2 separate regions of the Homo sapiens genome follow, and region 1 is linked to region 2. The links are chromatin contacts, found by Hi-C or POLR2A ChIA-PET in ENCODE. All regions are on one chromosome and are shown on one strand. The core of a region is the stretch at or near the end of the contact, and the rest is flanking DNA. Distances in the headings are between cores, read along the strand shown.

Evidence for each region. A loop is a pair of places that touch in the nucleus more often than their neighbours do. ChIA-PET counts read pairs that join two places held with the same protein, here RNA polymerase II (POLR2A). Pooled maps may share reads with other maps.
Region 1: a loop to region 2 is called in a map of CD8-positive, alpha-beta T cell, with 5 times the contacts of the local background. The contact joins the promoter of EMSY here to the promoter of FAM168A in region 2. A Hi-C loop is called at or near these places in 2 of 168 maps with a recorded cell type or tissue (CD4-positive, alpha-beta memory T cell and CD8-positive, alpha-beta T cell) and 10 of 50 pooled maps. POLR2A ChIA-PET finds 5 or more read pairs at or near these places in 1 of 52 experiments (PC-9).

The regions. Positions count from the first base shown.
Region 1 is chr11:76,443,139-76,446,571 of GRCh38, reverse strand. It overlaps EMSY (EMSY transcriptional repressor, BRCA2 interacting), which reads right to left and starts at 1,554. Exons shown (of 22, transcript NM_001300942.2): 1 at 1,444-1,554. It overlaps EMSY-DT (EMSY divergent transcript), which reads left to right and starts at 1,892. Exons shown (of 2, transcript NR_186348.1): 1 at 1,892-2,294. RefSeq lists enhancers at 553-847, 987-1,056, 1,097-1,146, 1,347-1,576, 1,277-1,913 and 1 more.
Region 2 is chr11:73,596,422-73,599,779 of GRCh38, reverse strand. FAM168A (family with sequence similarity 168 member A) reads left to right here and starts at 1,668. Exons shown (of 8, transcript NM_015159.3): 1 at 1,668-1,857. RefSeq lists silencers at 1,225-1,454, 1,585-1,714 and an enhancer at 1,606-2,334.

The DNA.
Region 1 (3,433 bases), core at 305-2,804, 2.8 Mb before region 2:
ATATATAAAGTTCTTTCATAGTGGCTGGCATTTCATTTAATAAACAGGTGGTACTACCAACCTGGGGCAAGTTGACTCCTGTCAGCTTCCTCATTTATGAATTACATGAGATAAAATTTGTAAAGCTCCTAGCAAGTTAAAGAAACTTAATAAATAACTCCTCGTGCTCGCTTCAGCAACACATATACTAAAATTGGAACGATACATACATATATATATATACACATATATATATACATATATATATACACACACACACATATATATATACTCTCTCAAGTCTTAATGGAATATGAATTTTGATCCTGTAGTTATTAAACAGCCATTTACCAACAGTTGAGCTGCCAGGAACTTACTTAGAACTGGGAATTTCCTAGTGTAAAAGACAAAAAGACACGGCTCTGGGGGCACGCGCAATACCTGCTTAGCACAGAGTAGAGCCGCTCTAAGTATTTGTTAAATGGGTAAGTGAATGGTTGACGCGACTGAGCAAAACGAATGGATGAATGAATGAATGAACGAGCTCACTGTCTAGCCTAGAAGTCAGACACCGAACCGAAATAACTGCTATATCCCGTTCCAGGCGCTGGGGCTGCTAACTCCAACTCTGTGTCCCGAGGTGAGCCCCCCTCCCCCTACTTCCCATAGTCCTCTCAGCTCAGAACAAACCCAAGGCAAGAAGAACTGGACTGCGCGCCCCAGCCGGCAGTATGACATAAAGAAAAGGGGTGGGGAGGAGGAAGAAGGGGCAGAGCCAAAGGAATCCTCTCCCTCCACAAGCCAGTCCCCGCCTCCCGACAGGATCTTGGAGGCGGCCGGCGACTGCTCGAACCGAGCACCACGTCACGGCATCCCGGCGCGTCCTAGCCAGGGGACCCCAGAGCGGGGCCGCAACGCATCGGAAACCCGGGCAGTAGTTTCCGGAGCCCGCTCGGGGAACCAGGATCTTGTAGGATCCTTCCCCACTCAAGTGTCAAGGAGACAAGCCCGCCCCGCCCCCTCTCCAAACACGCACTCCCTAGCAGCACCACAACAAGAGCAGCCAGCCCAGGCTCCTCACCCGGACCTCTCGGCGCCGGTCCCAATGTCAAGTCCACGACCCAAGCCCCTCTGGGCCAGTAGCTGTTGTCAGGGGTCCCGGCCGGCACCCGCGCCTCACTCCCTCCCCAGCGGAGAGGACAACCGAGAGAGAGTAAGCCAGCGGATACCCAGCCAGACGACCTGGACTCACCGGGAGTCTCCCAGAGCTAAACCCCCAGAGTCCCAGCACCAGGCCAGCCAGAGTCCCCCTGAGTCCACCCCGGGGAGCCCCACGATCCCGTTAGGAAACAACGGAGGATGGGGCTGGGAGCCCCAAGCCGGGCTCCGAATGCTTGGCCCGGCGCTCCTCTAGCCTGGCTGGCCTGCCAGCTCTTCCCAGGACCCTGCCTGAGAGTCACCCACCTGCCCGGCCTTTCGGGGCTCATCTAAAAGGCTCCTCCGCCAAGACTAGGGGACACCAGGAATTGGGTTTGTTTGCGGTGCCTCTGAAGGGGCAAGATGGCGACAGGTAACAGGGCGCAGGCGCAGCCGCGCGCGGCCAGTCGGGAGGTGTAGTTCGCTTTTCCCGCCTTTCGGAGAACAAACACCAAAAGGCCTCCATTCATCTTGTCCTTCTTTTCCTCCGCGTTATGAAAGAAAAGGACAGACATCGCGGAGGGTGCTGGGAGTTGTGGTCCGAATCCAAACTCCAACCTCTTTCGCTCCAGGTTTGCTGTCGTACGCGCAAGGAAGGCCGGGATTGTAGTTCCCTTGGTTTCTCCTGCATACCCTCCTGTCTCTGGCTTCGCGCGCCTCTCCTGGGCTGCCGTCTCCCAGCCAATCGGCTGCGCTCTCTGCTACGTGTGGCGTCACACGTAGCGGCCAAGATGGCGCTAGCGGTTGGAGCAGGGGCTCTGCTGCGACCTTTACGGTAGTGAGGTTAGGGACGATGGGAGAGCAGCTTTGTTCCTGAAGTGCCGTCGAGGATTAGGATCGAGTTTCTTCGATCGTGAGGGCAATTATTAGTGGCCTCTAGCCCCCCAGATGGCATCTTGAGGAGAGAGAATCCACGCTACGAGAACTAACATAGTGGACATCGCAGTTGTCCGTAGCCGATTTGCGGGTTACGGAGTTGTTGCAAGTAAAGAAGGGGAAATCCGAGCGTTCTCGCGTTGGATTTCCTCCACGTGTGAAGTGGGAATGGTAGTGATATCTCGTGCTATCTCTGTCAAGGGCAAGAAGGAGAAGGAATTTATTTGAGGCCCTACGACGTGGTAGGTTCACCCTCAGCCTTTGTTCTTATTTCATCTTATTTGTGGAGAAGGTCTTTTCGTTCCTATTTTACAGGTGAGAAAAGGGGCCCAATATATAGTTATTTGCGGCCATAAAATAGAAGCCAGTTGCCTGATACTGAAGATTCAATGAAATCTTGTGATTGACTTCCCTCTTTAAATTTTGTACTTTGGGTAACATCGGATCCGGTAGAAACGCTCGTCAGAAAGAGTTTTTAATGTGCATTCTACAATTTCCAGACATAGTTTCCTTCTTGAAAAATTGGGTTAATACTACCCTATAGGGATCTTGTGATGCACCACGTAAACGTTGTAAGTTGTGAACCACTATACAAACGTATGAGACTCTTCATGTTCTTGAGTGGAACTGTAGGTTAGGAAGAGAAGGTAAATAACAGCATTTAAGTTTCCTACTACTATTTGCCCATTAGCTAAAAATACCCTCCGAGGTCTAGGAAAGTCACTGTTGTTGAAACCCAACCTACACCTTCAGAAAATCGTAAAGTGGAACATATTAATCACCAGGCCCTCCCTCCGCTGTCTCCCTGACCTTCCTATGCATCCAGTTGCTTAAGAACTCTTGGAAAGATAGTAAGTGAAATCTTCATAGAGGATTTTTGTACTTTAACATATATTATTTGATTTGAGCCTCGCAACATTTCAGTGTGACAGGTACGATTAAGGTCTTTCATACTATGAATGAGAAAAACATAGATGTACCAAGGACTCACCAAATTTCACGGAGCTAGGAATTGGAAGAGAGCTAGGCTTTGTAATCCCAGGTCTTCTGACCTCCAAATGTCCTTTCCTCTACAGTGAATGTCAAAATGACAATGAATGTCTACTCCTCTACAATGGAGTACAAATCGAAAGACAAGGGGCTTATAAAACTGACTCTGACCTTAAGAAGTAGCATATGAGTGATGAATTATTATAGTCAATCCTTGTGCTTACTAAGTGCCACATACTGGTCTAAGCATTTTACATAGTAATTCAGTCCTTAGAACAACTTTATGAGGTGGAAACTTTTATTATCTCTAATTACAAAGGAGGCAACTAAAGTCTAGGAAAGAAGCAAAATAGCTTGCCTAAAGTCACACATAAGTAAATGGTGGCTCACG
Region 2 (3,358 bases), core at 419-2,918:
TGAGAGCTGAGGCAGGAGGGTCTCTTGAGGCCAGGAGTTTGAAACCAGCCTGGGCAATATAGTGAGACGACGTCTCTTACAATTAAAACAAAACAAAAAAGAAAACAAAAAACAGTCGTTATGTGCTCCTTTTAAACAATTCAAACAATATGAAAACAAAAATTACAGTCGGGCATTGTGGCTCATGCCTGTAATCCCAGCACTTTGGGAGGCTGAGGCGGGCAGGTCAGGAGGTCAAGAAATCGAGACCATCCTGGCCAATATAGTGAAACCCCATCTCTACTAAAAATACAAAAATTAGCTGGATGTGGTGGCGCGCGCCTGTAGTCCCAGCTACTCAGGAGGCTGAGGCAGGAGAATCGCTTGAACCCGGGAGGCAGAGGTTGCAGTGACCTGCGATCGCCCCCACTTTACTCCAGCCTGGCTATAGATCCAGACTCCGTCTCAAAAAACAAAAAAAACCTACGTGCAATCTGACACCCTTTCCCCCAAGATAATCATTGCTAATATTTTGGCGAACCTCTTTCCTGAAATCTCTCCATGCTTGTAGAATATTGTGTCAAACCTCACATAAATGCACTCGTGTAGACATGCTGTTGTGTAATCAACTTTTTCCCCGAAGAATAAATTGTGAATAGCTTTTCATGTCAATAGATTTATATCATTTTAAATGGCTCCTTAGTATTGCATTGTATGTATATGTCACGTCTTATTTAAGCAGCACCCTATCGATGAACATTTACTCCCTTCATAATTAACTACGTCATATAACAACTTTGTGCATTCATCTTTTCGAAATTGTTCGATCATCTTTTTAAGGTAAATTCTTAAAAGTAATGGAGCTGGGTCAAGAAGAGGATATGCCCTTTGTCGTTTGGATTCAAGTTGCCGAATCGTCCTCAAATTTGCAGGGAGACCAGCGAGGAAGCTCCGGCATTAGTTCTGGTGAGAGACAGCTGAAACGGAGATGGCGAGGGATGAACAGAATCACAGGTGATCTAGCCCATCAAGGCCCATCCTCGGTGGGCTGGCGTATTCCTTCCCTTTTGCCTCTCTTTCACTTCTTTTTCTTAACATGGAGGAAGAACCGAGAACTCCATCTCCCAGCATTTCGCAGGGACCACACTCCCTGGGAACTGTAGTACCGGGTCTGAGAAGGGTCCGGAAGGAGAATAGGAAGCTGAGGGGCATGCTGGGAGGTGTAGTCCAGAGACAGAGACGAGAGGGAGAGGGAGAGAGGGAGAGAGGGAGAGAGGGAGAGACAGAGAGTGTGTGTGTGTGTGTGGGCGGGGGGAGGGGGGTGTCTATGCAAAGAGGATGGAGACGCTGCGAGTACGGCCCCTTGGGGATGGGGCCTCGGGCGACCTGACTTTCCTCACAGGTGGTCTTTGAGTCTACAAAATTCGCCAGCGGATGGTTGGCTTTATTCCACTGTCCGTGACCGGAGAGGGCGCGGCCCCTCTGCACCGGGCTCGCGGCGGGAGGCGCAGGCCGCGCGCGGGCTAAAGCAGGGCATGCCGGGAGTTGTGGTCCCGGCGCTCTGAGGCTGTGGGACGTGTCGCGGCGCCGCGCCGGCTCCTCCTTCCCTGCCCTTCTGAGCGGTCCCCCGCCTCCTCCCTCCGCCTCCTCCTCCCTCGCCCGCAGCCGAGCGTCCCCTCCCCCCACCCGTCGGGCTCCTCGGCGGCTACTGCAGAGGATTCAGAGCCGAGTCGCTGAGGAGGAGGCTCCGGTCCCCGCGCGCCATCCGCCACCCTACTGGACACGGGCGAGAGCGTCGCCGCCGTAGCCTCCGGAGAAGACAAGGGCATCGCCGCCTCAGCCGCCGCCGCCGCCGTTTTCGCCTGCAGCTGCTCACCGGTGAGGAGACTCCCCCCGCCACAGGGTCCGCTGGTCCTGAGTCTGGGCCGGTGGCGCTGGCGAGAATGAGAGGGGAGGCTGCGGAGCCCCCGTGCAGGTTGGGGGGAGGGGGTTGAGGTCGCGATGGAACGGCGGGCTGGCGGGGGAGACTTGTCCAGGCGCTGGCCGGGGGTGGGGTGAGGGTGGGACCCAAGCAGGTTGGGGGGCGGGCGACAAGGGAGGAGGACTTTTGATGGAGAATAACCCAACCTGGGACAGGAGAGTGGGGTGGGGGCGTCGGGTTGGAATTCGGGATGGTCTTGGGGCGAGGTGGAAGATGAGACTAGGGTGGGATGGCTTTTAATGGGGGAGGGGACTGAATGAGGGTGGTGATTTGGGTTTGGCCTGGAGCAGTTGACAGCTTGGGATCTGAGCTGGGGTGAGGGGCAGGGGAATGATTTCAACGGAGAGTGAGTGGCATGTACAGGGTTGGTTAGGGCCCTGCGTAGTGTTAATTCAGAAGGGTGGAATTTGGGGTGGACCTGGGGCAGGATGATGGAGGTGGCAGGAGTTGGGGGTGAGGGGCTTGGCATGGGTTGAGACCCAAGCTTGAAGTGGGTGTTTGTCATCTGGGGCTGGTGGAATTTGTGGAGACTTATGGAATAGCATGGGTTAGGATAGAGCAGAAGAGTGCAATTTGGGGGTTTCCTGGGGTGGGCTGATGGAGGTTGGAATAGGAGTTGGTGGAGGTGGGACATTCAGTGAGGGGAGTGTGATGGTGAGCTGGCAGGAAGGGGCCACATTGGAAGTCAGGCCCGAAATGGGAGGACAGGGATGGAAATGGAGTGTGGGGCACAGTGGGTTGGATTTAGGGTGATCTTACAATCACTGGAAAGGGCATGGTGGCTCCTTGGTTGCAGAGTCAAGGCAGAGGGCACATAAAACATCACTGGGCTGCTTTCATTGAAAGGATAGCGGCAGGGGTGAGCAAAGTTGGGGGATGGTATCTTGAAGAAAATATCCCTTGGCCAAGGTGGCAGAGGGAGTTTTGGAGAAGGACTTTCGGAGATGAGCTGGTAGGCCTGGGGAGGTGGTTGCTGATGGTGAGGTGGCACAGGGGAAATTTAAGGAATGGGAGACCTGGAGCTGTTGGTATGGATGGGGCAGAGAGGATGGAGAGGGACAGTGAGCTGTGCTGGAGAGCAGGGGGGAATTGGGTTGGATTATTTTGGTGGTGAAGGATTGGGGTGGCCTCCAAGAGACACATGAGGGTTAAGGGTTGGAATACTTAAATGAACAGCCTTGGTGGCTGTGGTTGGGTGAGAGGCAGTAAGGCTGTTAGAGGGGACTTTGCAGGGGACACGGAAGAGACCTTCTCATTCTTAGGGGCCATTTTAATCTGTTCGGGTGATGTTTTTGTTTGTTTTATTTATATTAGTAAAATTTGGAAGTCAAGTCAGCCCAAAGGGTAAAGTTGAAAGGGGATTTAGTTAAGGTAGAATTAAGGAGGGGAGGGTGTCTT